Linked DNA regions of Homo sapiens: region 2 is linked to region 1. The links are chromatin loops, found by intact Hi-C in ENCODE. Cell type or tissue: ascending aorta. All regions are shown on one strand.

Region 1 (8,000 bases):
ATCCTTGCAAGAAAATTTGTAGCTTAAAATATAGATATTAGAAGGGAAAAAAGATTAGAAAAATTAGTTCATTTTGTTGGAAATACATTTGAAAATATTTAATTCCATGAGAAAAAAGCAAAGCCTAATTTTTTTTTTTACACGAAGTCTCACTCTGTTGCCCAGGCTGGAGTGCAGTAGCACAATCCTGGCTCACTGCAGCCTCCCCATCCCGGGTTCAAGAGATTTCTCGTGCCTCTCAGCCTCCCAAGTAACTGGGATTACAGGCGCGTGTCACCACACCTGGCTAATTTTAGTATTTTTTGTAGAGACAGGGTTTCATGATGTTGGCCAGGCTGGTCATGAATGCCTGACCTCAAGTGATCCACCCGCCTCACTCTCCCAAAGTGCTGGGATTACAGGCATGAGCCACCACGCCTGGCTGCAAAACCTTATTTAAAGTGAAGCAATGATCTGTTCGTCAATCAGGTCTCTGGGCTCTTCCTGTCAGGCATCACACAAGATGCTTGTTGCTGTAGCAACCACTAGGGAAGGTGAAATAATAACTGAGGGCTCTTCCACAGAGAAAAATTTTCAGGTTTTGTTTTTAGGAGCTCTTTTCATTCAGATCATTGTGTTCTCAAATGGCACACAGATCTGGCTTGACGCCAATGTCAAATGAAGCAAACATTTTCCACCCACACTATCTGCCCACACTTCCTCTCCCAGTTGGTGAGAACATGGACTCACTGCTCCCCCGAGTGAGGAACAGCACCAGACCCCCAAGATCTTCACAGTGGTGCCACAGTGATTGGAGTTCTGCGGGGACCCAGGGAAACATGCTTTCTTCATGGGCTACTCAGCTCTGCAGATGCTCTTGTCAGTAAAAACCAACCCCAGGCCCCTGAATACATATTAGGAAAGGAATGACAGAGACATAAAAAGGGGGACAAGACCCCCACAATAAGGGGGACAAAACAGAGACACAATCGGAGAAATGAGACCGAGACACAGTGGGGGAGATGAGACAGACACACAATGCGGGGGGTGAGACTGAGACACAATGGGGGGGTGAGACTGAGACACAATGGGGGGGACGAGACAGACACAATGTGGGGGTGAGACTGAGACACAGTGGAGTTGAGACAGACACAATGGGGGGTGAGACAGAGACACAATGGGGAGTTGAGACAGACACAATGGGGGGTGAGACAGAGACACAATGCGGGGAGGTGAGACAGAGACACAATGAGGGGTGAGACTGAGACATAATGGGGAGTTGGGACAGACACAATGGGGGGTGAGACTGAGACACAATGGGGAGTTGGGACAGACACAATGGGGGGTGAGACTGAGACACAATGGGGAGTTGGGACAGACACAATGGGGGGTGAGACTGAGACACAATGGGGAGTTGGGACAGACACAATGGGGGGTGAGACTGAGACACAATGGGGAGTTGAGACAGACATAATGGGGGGTGAGACTGAGACACAATGCGGTGGGTGAGACAGAGACACAATGAGGGGGTGAGACTGAGACACAATGGGGGGATGAGACAGACACAATGTGGGGGGTGAGACAGACACAATGGGGAGGTGAGACTGAGAAACAATGTGGGGGATGAGACAGACACAATGTGGGGGGTGAGACTGAGACACAGTGGGGGGGGATGAGACAGACACAATGAGGGGTAAGACAGAGACACAATGGGGGGGGTGAGACTGAGACACAATGGGGGGTGAGACTGAGACACAATGGGGGGTGAGACTGAGACACAATGGGGGGTGAGACTGAGACACAATGGGGGATGAGACTCACACACAATGGGGGGTGAGACTGAGACACAACGGGGGGTGAGACTGAGACACAATGTGGGGTGAGACTGAGATAAAATGGGGAGTTGGGACAGACACAGTGGGGGAGCTAAGGCTGAGACACACTGTAGTGATGACACAGACACAGTGGAGGGGATGAGATTGAAGCATAAAGGGGACAGAAGCCGAGACATGATGGGTGAGGGGTTGAGAGTAGACAGAATGTGGAGGAGAGTGAGACTGAGAAACCATGTCAGAAACCACAAGCTAAATCAAAAGGGAAACAGTAATATGGAAAAATATATGCAAGAAATACGAAAAGGAGTTAGTATTCTTATGGTTGAGTCAGTAAGAGAAACACCAAGAGTCTAACAGATAGTAACAAATTACATAAATTTCAATCCAAAAAAACACAAATAAAAATGTTTAAGAAATATTCAAAAATTACCAATCCATTAAACAGCAACACTGCCACTTCCTACCTACTTAGTGGAACTCAAACATCTGAGAGAACACTTCGGAATACAGATGCCATTCTCAAAATTGAAGTTTTTCTTTGTTGACCAGGAGCATACTGAAGGGACCTGCCTAATTTTTACAGATGGCTGGGTCCTGAGACAGCCAGATGTCCCCTGGGCTGGCTGGAAGAGGGGATCCCAGAGCCCACACGGGTGTGGGAGCGACCGGGATGACCACTGCATGTAACCTAGGCAGGGAGGCCAGGCGCAAGACCGCACACCAGGAGTGGGGAGCAGAGCTCCCAGGTCCTTGGGCAGCTGACAGTTTTCAGTCAGCACCAGCTCAAAAACCTCACACTGGCCTGTCGTGGAAGTTGTGACGGAACAAAACTGTGTACACTTGGCCCGCACAGAGAGACTGGACGTCCACTCTGAGGTCTGCAGCGATGGAAGGGAAGGAGTGTATCTCATCCCGCACAGGAGACTGGACGTCCACTCTGAGGTCTGCAGTGATGGAAGGGAAGGAGTGTATTCTTGTCCCGCACAGGAGACCGGACGTCCACTCTGAGGTCTGCAGTGATGGAAGGGAAGGAGTGTATTCTCATCCCACAAAGGAGACCGGACGTCCACTCTGAGGTCTGCAGCAGTGGAAGGGAAGGAGTGTATCTCATCCCACACAGGAGACCGGACGTCCACTCTGAGGTCTGCAGCAGTGGAAGGGAAGGAGTGTATCTCATCCCATACAGGAGACCGGACATCCACTCTGAGGTCCGCAGCGATTGAAAGGAGGGCGTGTATTATCCCACACAGGAGACCGGACGTCCACTCTGAGGTCTGCAGCGATTGAAAGGAGGGCGTGTATTATCCCACACAGGAGACCAGACGTCCACTCTGCAGCGATGGAAGGGAAGGCGTGTATTCTCATCCCATACAGGAGACCGGACATCCACTCTAAGGTCTGCAGCGATGGAAGGGAGGGTGTGTATTCTCATCCCGCACAGGAGACCGGACGCCCACTCTGAGGTCTGCAGCGATGGAAGGGAGGGCATGTATTTGCAGGGTGCCAAGCAGGAGGGTGGGGCAGCTCCGCCTAAGTCCTGAACTCCCCACTGGCTGCAGACAAGGGTTCTAAAGGCAGCAGCGAATTTCAGGAAAGCAGAAGCTGCAGGCAAAGTCGTCAATCAGGACGTTGGGCGTACACGTGGGTTTTGACCTAAAAGGGTGGGAGATCTCGAAGTGAGGACTTAGGGGTCATCAGAGGATTCAAGGATTTCCTGATTTGTAGTTGGTTAAGGAAGAGCAGCTTTGTTTAAAAATTGGGGTCGGCAGAGAAATTGTTAACCGACTCAGGGGTGTGGCTCCCTCCAAGCCCCTCAAGAAGAAATTTAGACCCAAAGAACAGTGATCAGAGGTCAGCCTCCCGTTCCCCCCATCTAAGGTCTCTTCGTGGGGGTCCGCAGTGGGGTCTGGGCTTCTGAAAGGCAGCTCGGGGACATGTGTGAAGATGGGATCTTTAGAGTCTACAGAGAAACAAAAATCTCTGGACTCACTCCCCTGGCTGCTGACTTGGGCTGCCCGTAACCTTCTTGCTTATCAGGTTGTTCATTTACAGGCGAGCTGGCTTCCCCTTGAAGGAACTCTTTGCAGGGGGCTGGAGGACTGCAGGCCTCTAACAAGGGAGTCCCTGCTCCCTCTCAAAATGAACCCTTGATCCTTGGAGGGACTGTGAACTTTAACGTCCACACTCCGCAGGCCTTGAGGTGTCTGGGGACAGCCCCCCTTCCCACCGCCCGGGGGCGGCCCCTCCTCCGCACCCTGGGCAGAAAGAACGCGATGCCGTCATCCTCAACACGTGGCTCGGGCAACGGTTGAAATGGAGAGTTTTCAAGAATTATTTTTAATAAAATAAACCCTGAGGTCAGAGACTGGTCATGTCAGGCCCCGGGGCAGAGACTGTTTACAGTCTTTGGTGCCTAAAGAAAGGTCAGAGAAATTCCAGGGCTGCCCTCCCTCCACAGGAGGTCAAGTTTCATCACCAAGGAGGCCCCTTCTGCAGCCTGTGGGCTCTTTAAAGACCACACCCCTGCCTGTGCCTGCGTCAGAGCCCAGGTTCCCCGCTCTGCCCCCACCAGCTACTGCCCTTGGGCCTGGCACTCTCCCCAGGAACGCCTGTGAACAGCACTGTCAGCTCATCTCCCTGGGCTTCTAGTCAGAAAGGCTGGTGTGCAGAGGCTCACAGGCCACCTGTGCTATTTAAACATCGCAGTCAACTCCCCTTTGCCTGTTCCTATAGAAAACAAGGTCTAACAGTCATCTCCTTCCTCTAAAATAAGCAAAGTGACATTGCAGACCGTGTATACTACCTATTCTGTGTATGCGCACGTGAGCATGGCTGGTCACCGAGGCACAAAGCGTTTAAGAAGGCCCTGCTCAGGCCCAGCTCATACTTGGGTCAGAGCTGGGGACCCTTTCATAGCAGCCCCCTGCCAGGAAGTGCCAGCCAACTAGTGGCCAGATTTCTGAGTCTCACAGACATAAAAAGTCTGAAAGGGTTGCCTGTTGTTTCATTTTGGCCAGTAAAGTCTCAAAATAGGAATGGCCAGCTTTTATCAACAATATTTCAAAAGGATTTTTTTTTAAAGGACTCTCTGTTGAAAACATTTCTGTTTAGAGCTGGAGAGTCTCTTGTCTAGAATTATCTCATCCCCTGAGAATAAGAAGCAGCATCTGGCGGAAACCCCAGACCCCGCCAAGAGTCTGCCGTGCCCACCACAGTCGTGGCACAGCGTGTGCACCAAGGGCCTGCCAGGCCCACCGCAGGCATGGCACGGCATGTGCACTTTTTTCCAGGTGCCTGAAGCCCTCTGAGCACACGAGAGGGACAAGGCTGTCAACTCTGGGCCACACTCAATCAGCTCACCCTCCCACAGCCCACGTACAGGGAGCTGGCCCAGTTTGGGTGGCCAGACCTGTCTCATCTCTGGATCCACCCTGGCCCCGGTCAATTATGTTCTAGAGTGTGGGGGCATTCATGGATTTATAGATGTGTAGAAATGATCAGTTCTGACCCCGAGCCTCCGTTCACACAAACCCCCAAGCGCAAAGCTCCCGGCAGAAGTGCGACAGGGGCTCTCCAGGCCCACAGCCGCCTTTGTGTCCACACATGACATCACTTCACTGTGGGTGTCCTGAGGAACACAGCGTCCTTGGAGGGTTCCCTGAGGTTGGCGTGACCACAAAGGACAGCTTACTAGCAAGGAGCTGCCCTCACCCCCAGAAACGGTCACAATAACTCACAAATTATAAACACCTGAAAATCCACCAGATCAGCCGTTCCAGAGCCCAGCATTAGGAGGATTTGGCTGGGAGAAAGCATGGAGGCTGTCATGGCTGGCATGGGAGGGGGCGCCGGGGACACAGGCCAGGGAGAAGTCCCGTCCCCAAGGCTGCCTCCCACACGGGCGAAGCCAGCACCTGCCCATGCCCTCTGGCCTCTACAGCCTTGCAGGGCCACAGAAGGGCCCAGCTGCTCACCTCCACAGCTCCTCCTTCCCAAGATACTTCCCACATATGATGTGACTCTGACCTCGGTCTCCCAAGGAGTCCCATGCATTCATCTGAGCAGGGCATGGGGAGGCAGCTGGCCGTGCTGAGCAGGAGGGTGTGTGGTGCCAGGGCCCAGGACAGGTCCGAGGTCTGCAGTGCCTGGGCAGGGCCTGAACAGAACATCTCCTATGGCCACTGCATGTCCGCCTCCCCCCACACCAGGTTTGCCCACTGAGGCCAGTGCCCTGGACACCAGCCAAGGGCCCTGCCATGCCCATGACTTGTGCAGACCCAAAAGAGGGACAAGGCCGAGATGATTTAATGGCCCAGGGGAGCCTGGAGACCTCATCTCCAGAAATTTTACCATAATGTTGCTTGAAAAATGCCAAAATAATACGTTTTAAGTCATTTCAAATCAGAACATAAAAAGCAAATGCAAAGATACAGAAGTGCACAAGCCCCTTTGACCCCAATGCGACCTCGACCCCAACCCCGACCTTGACCCTGACCCCAACCTTGACCCCCCGACCCAACCTCAACCCTGACCCTGACCCAACCCGACCCAATCCCCATCTTGACCCTGACCCCAACCTTGACCCCCAACCCGACCTCAACCTCAACCCTGACCCCAACCCAACCCAGACCCCATCCCAACCTTGACCCTGACCCCAACCTTGACTCCCAACCCGACCTCAACCTCAACCCTGACCCCAACCTGACCCCAACCCAATCCTGACCTTGACCCTGACCCCAAACTTGACCCCAACCCAACCTCAACCTCAACCCTGACTCCAACCCGACCCGACCCAGACCCAACCCCGACCTGACCTCAACCGTGACCCCAACCCTGACCCCGACCCCGACCTCGACCTCAATCCCAATCTGACCCTGACCCCAGCCCCGACCCTGACCTCGTCCCTGACCCGGGGAAGGGTGAGGCCGTTGCCCTCCTCCCAGCAGAGCCTGGGGCCCCCAACGGCAGCATCCTCCAAATGCTCCTGGGGATTAGGCAGGTCCTGCCATCATGAGGATTTGCTAAAACCCAGCCAGTGCCTTTCAGAAGCAGCCTCACAGAAACTGCAGGAAAGAGCCCATTCCTCGCCTTCTGCCATGAGCCCTCTGTGGTTTTAAGCATGGGAGAATTTGGAGAACAATGGTGAAAGGGAGTTACGTGGGGCTATGTTCTCTAAAGAAGTCCCTGGCTGCTGCCACCTTGCACTTGTGACCGATGCTGGGGCCAACAGGAAATGCCAGTGCCTGGAGCCCCAGCGGGGCCGGGCGCTCATCCAGACGTGCTGCAGATGAACTTGGCCCTTCCTCATTAAACTTCACTGTGTGGAACATAAACCTCGTGAATTTTGATTCTCTACTAATTTGGAAATGGGTACTACATAGACGGGCTTGGCTGAAGTTTGTCTTTGAGTTAAAGAAAAGTTTGTTTAAAAAATAAGCAGCATCAATAAAACTGCAAGAGTAAACCTCTTAACAATATCACTTGTGGAGGATAAGGCTAATATTTACTTTAAGATCTGACCATTTTGCTGAGTAACAGCTGTGTTCCAGGGATAAAATGTGGCCTGTGGTATGGTCTAGTGTGTGTCACTGGTACTGACGGAGTTCTGACAAGACTTGTCAGATGTAACTTATGTGACCTGCTAATCAGAAATCTTTTCGATATCATATTGAGGATATGCCCCAAGAATCACATTAATGGATCAATTTGAATTTCCACATGAGACCGAATGTAATGGAAGCACATTACCTAAGAAACTGTAAACGCAGACTTCCCTTTATTTTGCACTAGACTCCTTTCTAAGTAGTAGCAATGGTGATGTTTTTCATGCAAGCAAACACACCACAGCTTGCTGATAGTAATGAACAATGGGCATAATTTCCAGAGCCAGAGGCGCTCCCAACACATACATATAAATCTTAACTTAATTATGATACTAAAGAAAGTGAATTACAAAAGAGATAGCTAGAGATGTTTTTGAAGATGTTTCTTATTTTAACCAAGCTTGAGTTTCTTGGGGCAGAGAAAGAGATTGACGATGCTCAGAGATCTTGCTCATTGTGACAAATCAGGGACGCTGGACACAGGCAGCGCGTTCTGGCCACTATCCTTTCAAAACAGAGCTTCAAGAACAACCTTCTGCATTACAGATCCTCTGCCTCTTATCTTTGACTGAATACCAGATCT
Region 2 (8,000 bases), 200 kb after region 1:
AGTGTAAGAAATCATCCTGTCTTCATATTTACACTCTGCTCAGAGTAGTTAGAAGAAGCACCTGGGAGGCGGGCTGTGGTGATGGCTCCAGTGTCACGGTGGCTCAGAAGAAAGGAGCAGGGAGGGTTTGATGGTAACTAAGGGGGCGTGTTATAAATTTACGGACATGCTAGGGAAGAGATTCTACTCTTATTGAAGGGCATGGCCTTACGTTCAGTGGCAACAGCGCGAGCGGCCGTGTGGAGGACAGTTGCAAAGGCAGATTTCTGGGCCGTCTCATCTGGAGGGAAATGCATGGAAGTTCTGATAGGGTTGTAACTCCTCCACCTGGTAGAAGGCTGCACTCAGCTTGGGACTTACTCTGGGCCCAGCAGTGAGGAAAGGAAGTGGTCCCACTAGACCCCAGCCCAGGTCCCCATGACCTGGGAGGAGTAGAAGTGCTCCTTCTGGATGGCTGGCCCAGGCCCTCAGGGCAGTTCTGATTTACAGGATGCAGGGACGTGGCTGGGATTACTGTCGTGCTTTTAAGACAGAGTTTGGACATGATGGGGGTGAAAGTAGTGATGTGTTCAGATCTAAGCTTGTGAAATCAGAAAAGGAAAGCTACTGTGTAATGCAGTATACTTCTATTCTTGCTGTAGCTACCAGAAAACTCACAGCCAAAATTATTGCTGGATTGTTGGGCCCTGTACTACTGTAATAGCCGGGAGTACCCATCACACTTTTCTTCAAATAGGCGATCTTCTTTTACTCTCAATGATCTTATTGTTCCTTGAACACTGAGTCACCTCCTGTTCTTTTGGAATTGGGTGGGGCATAGTTCTTACACAGATGGTGAATATGTTAGTAGTTGTCTTTTGCATGGGATCATTTTTTCCATAAAGCATGTTTTATTTATGGAGGTTTTTCCAGAGTCTTTCTTCCTGTCACTAATTTCTTTTCTTCATTTATTTTTCTTAACTGTTTTTAAAGTTCTATAATGTTTGTTAAAGCAAACTATTTATTTTTGTGAATTTTTTCCTGGATCGCATTTTAAGAAACTAGTCCAATTTATATGTAAGCATTAAAAATGAGTCTTGATGAATTTATGGACATTTATTAGGCATTTGCTATGTTCTAGGTACTGTGTTAGGTGCTAGTGACACAAAATGTGTGTAAGACAAGGCCTTAAACTCAGAAATTTACCAGCCGGCAATAACACAGCAAATCTGTTTAATCCTAGCATTAGTCATAGTATGAATTGGTGGGTTTTTTTCAATTATTTTTATTTATTTATTTTTTGACACAAGGTTTTGCTCTGTTGCCCAGACTGGAGTGCAGTGGCACAATCATGGCTCACTGCAGCCTCAACCTACTGGGCTCAGTCACCCCTCCCGCCTCAGCCTCCCCAGTAGCTTGGGCTACAGGCATGCGCCACCACGTCTCACTAATTTTTAAAATTTTTTGTAGAAGGGAGGTTTCTTACCCAGGCTGGTCTTGAACTCCTGGGCTCAAGCGATCCTCCTGCCTCTACTTCCCAAAGATCTGGGAGGGAATACAGGCGTGAGCCACTGCACCTGGCTGTTGTTATTTTTTTATCTGATAAAAGTATTATTTTTATTGTGTTCAACATGTTTTGAAATATGTATACATTGTAGAATGTGCTAAATCAAGCTAATTAACAAATGCATTATGTCACGGGCTTACCATTTTTTGTGGTGGAACACTAGAAAATCTACTCTTAGTGACTTTTTCAAGAATATATTATATTGTTGCTAACTATAGTTACAGTGTTGTACAATAGATCTCTTGAACTCATTCCTTGTAATTGAAATGTTTTATCCATTTGTTAATATCTCTCTAGACTCTCCCCCATTCTTTTAGTAAAAATAATACATGTTCACTTTTTTAAAATCCAAGAAAAAATATATTTAAAAGATCATCCATAATACCAAACCATCCATAATGGTAGTTGCTAGTAAAGTATAAATTGAATGGGGTTTAATGGATTACGGCAGTGTCTAGATGAAAGTATCAGTACAAAGTAAGAAGCACATCCCACGTGCACTTGTGTATTGCAGCAGCAGTGTCCTTTCGGATAACAGCTTCAGTTTTGTGCTTGGTGATTGCGTGCTGGAATTAGTGATAACCACACCAACAGCAGATGTGGAAATACTAATATGATGGTTTTCATTATGCTTTCTTTATTACTTGTAAAATTGTCATTGAAACTGAGTTTCTTTTTTTTAATTTGTTCAGTTACACGGTGAAGTCCCCCTTTATCTTTCTATATTTAATGAACATGTAGTTGTATTTTTCTTCATTTCTTATGTTATGGCTAGACAGGTTTCAAAAACATTTTTTTCTGATTTAAAGAAGAAAGTATGCTCATTGAAGAATAAGCTTTGGAGGAGAATAAAGAAGAAAAACGTTACCTGCAATTCTACTAACTAGTGATAACATTACATTGGCAACATTTCCGTGGATTTTGTTAATGTTTTAATGATATGTTTGGATATATGGGTGTGTATAGTATCCTCCTTTCTTAAATGCTATATTATGGATAGTATGTTATTCTTCAGAAATATGACTTTGACTATTGCAGTATCATCTGTCTTATGAAGCTACCAGACTTTATTTAAATGATGTCTGATAGACATTTGAAAAACTAGATTGTGAGATATGATATAATGAGAAGAGTTAAAAATAGAATTTGAGATATTTAATTTTCTGCTCTTTTTAAGTTATGAAAACGTATTTACTTGAGCTATTTATTAGATCTGTGTCTAGGATATATGAATTATTTTTGAACTCATTAGACATGATAATTTTGTAAGCAGAAGTCTGGCCTTGGAAGGCAGTGTTTGTTTTTGCATGGTATGTTGTTAAAAGACAGAGGATTTATCCCTATCTCTTTTTGTCTGAATAACCTTTGGAAGAAAGCATTCCCTCCATAATGAGTCACAACTTCAGATTGCTTTTCTTCCCCTGTGCTGTGTTGGTATATTAAAGTTTGCTAACAGTTACAAGTATTTTTAACTGCCATGGTTTCGTGTAGCACAATTGAGTAATGGCTACTTTGAGGTTCCCATGATGATTTGTTGAATTGGTGTGTCCTTGTCTGGACATGACCAGTCATGTGGCCAGGGCCCGTGCGAGTGGGGCTGCCCTTCTGTGGGGTGTGCTGAGGTGTGGCCACCGGCCTCTGGTTAGCTTTGAGGCTCCCACCGTCTCGCAGAGCCCACAGCTCAGGCTCTGGCTCTGGTGGGTGTGGGTTGCGCCCTGAGACCCACCCCTTCCTAACTCCCTGCCCTTGGGTGAGTCAGGTCCAACTCTTAGAACCTTGTTTCCTCTTTGGTTTGATGGGGGTTGAGCCTGACTCTGTGCTGTGGTTGTGAGGCTGGAATGCGGAGAGGCCAGTGAACACACTGGACATGGGCGGGCAGGGAGGCATGTCCTCGGGTCAGCCGTCTGAGTCACAGGCCCAGAGATGCCCAGCTGTGACCAGTGCTCCGCTTGCAGGCAAGTCCTGGTGTGGCCTTTGCCACCTCCCTCCCCCACCTCTGCTGAAATGGAACAGATGAGCCCTGGGGTTTTTCTTTGTTTCTGTTCCACCGTGGTTTGTTTACGCTGTTGCTAAGAATTTATCTACCATAATGCTTTGTTGTTATTAACACTTGCAAGTATGTGTGCCGTAAAATTTCACTTTCTCTTCCTCTCTGTATATCCCTAAAATAATATCCAAGGAGCCTACAGTGGCACTCCTCTTCCTTGCCTTGATTTGCTCTGTATCTTCCTTAAAACAAATATTGTTCCAAGGACATGGCTAATCTTTCTTGACTCCACTTCCAGGAGTCATCCTGATGCCATAGATAATGATAGTTAATTTTACATTTTGTACATATAACATTTAATTATTCTAATATTCATTAACTTCCTTTTGTGAATAAGTGCTGGTTAGTGACTAAAAAGTGGGGATTTGAAAGTGCACATCCTATTTCGGGGTCAGTTGTAATAGTTTAATTTTAACGTGTATTATATGTGGAGTTGTTTCCTGTCTGAGGGATTGATATGTTTTAAGTTTCCCAGAGTAAGGTAGATCTGTAGAAAATAAATCCAGTGATTTGGGAGAACATTATCTAACTTCATGCCATAAATATTATACTGGAGTACCTATTATATGCTAGTTTTTGATTATGCTGCTCACATTTTGAGAACCAGTATCAAATTGCTAAAATTATTAATCTGAATGATACTTTCACCTTCCATTTTCTTATGAAACTTTGTTATATATTTGTTAAAGCATTTAGTTTAATCTGTAAACCAAAAGTATCTGAGACAAGTCTCAATTAATTTAGTATTTTATTTTGCCAGGTTTAAAGGATGCTGGTGACATAGTCTCAAGACATTTGCCCAAGGGGGTTGACCTGTAAGTTTTAGGGATACATAAGACACCAATCAATACATGTAAGCTGTACATTGGTTCAGAAAGGTTGGACACCTGGAAGTGGGTACATTGGTTCAGAAAGGTGGGACACCTGGAAGCAGGTACATTGGTTCAGAAAGGTGGGACAGCTGGAAGCGGGTACATTCGTTCAGCAAGGTGGGACACCTGGAAGCAGGTTGGTGTGGGGAGCGCTCCAGATCATAGCTGGACTCAAAGATTTTTCTGATTGGCAATTGGTTAAGTTACTGTCTAGAGACCTGGAATCAATATAAAGGAATGTCTGGATTACCTTGTGGAGACCAAGGTTTTATTGTACAGATGAAGCCTCCAGGTAGCAGGCTTCAGAGAGAATAGATGGTTAATGTTTCCTGTCAGACTTAAAGAGTCTGTCAGTTCTTCTGTCAGTTCTGTCAGTCTTAAGTCTGTGTCATGGTAATGAGGTGTGTCCGATGCCCCACCCCCTCATCGTGGCCTGAAGTAGTTTTACAGGTTAACTTTGGAATGCCTCTGGCAGAGAGGAGGAGCTGTTCAGATAGTTGGGAGCTTAGAATTTTCTTTTTGGTTTATACTTTGTACCCAATTTGTAAAATGTTATATAAAGCTGGTGTTGATATTTATACACAATTAGAAGTGAATTGCCTACTGAGATCATTAATTTATTTCATTTGTGCTACAAATCTTTAAATGGCTAGTAAGTGCGTACCTAAAATTTGTTAACACCGTCTACATTAATATCTGAGTGCTAGACTTTTGAAACCGAAACTCCAAATGTAATCCAATACAAAGTAACAATACTCTTCCTACTTATTTTTTCACACATATAAAGATCTTGGAATTTATCCAGTAACTAGTAGAAAGAATTGATTTTACTTAATCACAAATGGTGCTGTGTGTGAAGCAAAGTTTTAAAAGAAATGCTCCGTAGATGTCAACGTGAGTACTGGAGCAGGAGGGAAAGGATGACATGGTTGGTGCATTAGGGCGCCTGTGACAAAGTGCCATCAACTTGGTGGCTTCAGACAACACTCTTATCTTTTAAGGGTTCTGGAGGCCAGCAGTTGGAAATCAGTTCCTCTGGGCTAAAACTGAGGGGTGGGCAGGGTGTGCACTCTGGAGGCTCCTGGGGAGAAGCTTTTCCTGCTTTTCTTGCTTCTCAGCCACATTCCATGGCTGCAGGCCCTTCTCCCTTCAGAGCTGGCAGCTGCTTTCATCCTCATGGGGCCATTCTGCTTTCTGTTTTGTCAAATCTCTGTTCCTCCCTGTTTTCTTTCTTTTCGTTAGACAAGGATTGAGGCTGCAGTGAGCTGTTTGCACCTAGGCTGGAGTGTGGTTGTGTGATCATAGCTCACTGCAGTCTCGACCTCCTGGACTCAAGCAACCCTTCCACTTCAGCCTCTCGAGTATCTGGGACTACAGGCCTGTACCACCACACCCAGCTAATTAGCTAATTTTAAACATTTTTTGTAGAGATGGAGTCTCACTGTGTTGCCCAGGCTGGACTTCCTCCGTTTTTAAGGATACTGGAGATGGCATTTAGGGCCTTATGGATAGTCCTCCACCAGCGAAGATCCTCCATTTTACCACATCTGCAGCGTTCTTTTTGCCATATAAAGCGACACTCACAAATTCCAGGGATTAGGACGTGACCATCTTTTGAGGGCTGTTACTCAGCTTCCCACACTACCCTGTTTCTTGGAGTATTCAGGAGCCAGGAAGGCTTAGTTCCAGCACTTTCCCCGTGCCGTAACATCTCAGAAATCAGATTTATTTTACAAGGGTGTATCACTGTTAATGGACTGTGCTCTTAGTGGCACATAAAGTGATGGTGCAGCTTATAATTGATCACATCTTGGATTCAATACTAAGGTTTTTTTCCATTTTTGGCTGTAGTCCTGGTGTCTGAGGTTGGATGTGGTCTTTCAGAGGTGGGATGAGGAGGAGCTGTGCAGTGGGAAGAAGGGTTAGGAACTGTGGGAACTGAGATGACCACAGGAAGCAGCACCATAAGTTACACAAGTGGAAGAGTTGGGCTTGATCCCTAGACACAGGGCAGCATCCAGATATCCACTAGAGGGATGTGTCCCAATTTAAAAGGGGGGTTTAGCAAGATACATTTGGCAGGGATATCCAGAGGGACTGGGGACACATATCTAAGCATGAGGGGGAAGGAGTGTGCCTGAATGTCAGGGGAATAGCTTTGGGGAGGAAGGAAGATAGATGAGTGAGCCAGGAATGTGAACAACCACCCCAGGGTGTAGAAATGATGGCTGGAACAATAGGAGCAGTAGTTTGAGGCTGGGGCTGCGGTGGGAGATTACTTCAGTCTTTAATGTTGGTGTAAGAAACCCAAGGAAGTTCCAAGAGGACTCAGCCCAACAGCAGCCAGCACCTCCCTGGAGAGACAGGAGACAGGCAAGCGAGAGGCGGAAGACCGTGTGGATAGCTTCACAAGGGAGCTGCCTCTCTGCACTCGGAGGAGTGTAACAGAAAACCCGTGAGAAAACAAACGGTGAATGTGCTTAGCACTCATTGCAGGCTCTCTTCTAACTCTTTACATGGAAGTCATTTAAACCTCACAGCTAACCCGCCACCTTTGTTTTACAGGTAAGGAAACAAGCTCTGCTAATGTCAGAGGTGAGCAAGGCAGCCCTTGACCTGTGAGGTCTGTGCACTCCCTTGCATTCTCTGCTCTCTCCTCTCTCTTGATGGCAGTAGGGGAGGAACTGGGGATTTGGCACCATCTAATCTAGTCATTTTTACAACCCCAAGAGAATTGCATGTCATTTCCGCTCTTCAGAGGAGGAGCTAAGGTCTGAGAGACCCTGCAGTCACCCCAGTACAAGTCAGGTGTACCCGCCTGGCCATACTCAGTGCCCTGGGAGCTGGGCCCAGCCCATAAAACCTGTGCTTTGCAGAAGGCACCAGAGACACCAGGGTGGTGGCAGGTTACTGTTTCTAGAAGAGCAAAACCAATGCAAGTGAATAAGCCACCACCTTGTTAGCCAGTGGGAGTTTCTCTGGGTGTTTTAAGTTTATATACTGTTAGCATTCTTAAATACGTTAGGAGGTGACAGCCAGACTGTGATATATTTTTAAATGTTTCACATCTGTGAGAGTAATCGGGACGAGTAACGTATATTTTTAAATGTTTTAGATCTGTGAGGGTAATCGGGACGAGTAATGTATATTTTTAAAACGTTTTTGATCTGTGAGAGTAATCGGGACGAGTAACATATATTTTTAAAACGTTTTTGATCTGTGAGAGTCATCTGGACGAGTAAGGTATATTATTTCATATATATATATATATATATATATATATATATATATATATATATATATATATATATATAATTTTTTTTTTTTTGAGACGGAGTCTCGCTCTGTCGCCCAGGCTGGAGTGCAGTGGCGCGATCTTGGCTCACTGCAAGCTCCGCTTCCTGGGTTCATGCCATTCTCCTGCCTCAGCCTTCCGAGTAGCTGGGACTACAGGCGTCCACCACCACGCCCGACTAATTTTTTGTATTTTCTAGTAGAGACAGGGTTTCACCATGTTGGCCAGGATGATCTCTGT

Evidence for each region. Peaks named below come from ENCODE experiments on the same cell type or tissue, not always from the same donor. Only the 100,000 strongest peaks of a DNase experiment are listed, where the experiment ranks them.
Region 2: a loop joins it to region 1, with 2.0 times the contacts of the local background. A loop is called at or near these places in 1 of 110 quality-filtered maps.

What each region holds. Positions count from the first base shown.
Region 1 is chr7:159,011,925-159,019,924 of GRCh38, reverse strand. It overlaps LINC00689 (long intergenic non-protein coding RNA 689), which reads right to left. Exons shown (of 5, transcript NR_024394.1): 2 at 2,279-3,467. Among named protein-coding and RNA genes, the nearest start is that of LINC00689, 7.6 kb to the right of the region's middle. RefSeq lists enhancers at 3,697-4,325, 4,086-4,615, 5,584-6,213. In ascending aorta, CTCF peaks have their summits at 3,803 and 4,012 (motif pointing right); DNase peaks (open chromatin) are centred at 657, 4,354 and 7,034; H3K27ac peaks cover 6,584 bases.
Region 2 is chr7:158,814,067-158,822,066 of GRCh38, reverse strand. All of the region lies in intron 1 of ESYT2 (extended synaptotagmin 2), which reads left to right. Among named protein-coding and RNA genes, the nearest start is that of ESYT2, 11 kb to the left of the region's middle. RefSeq lists an enhancer at 3,492-3,651 and a silencer at 6,695-6,989. In ascending aorta, no CTCF peak of the experiment used is centred here; a DNase peak (open chromatin) is centred at 3,456; H3K4me3 peaks cover 5,028 bases; H3K27ac peaks cover 7,185 bases.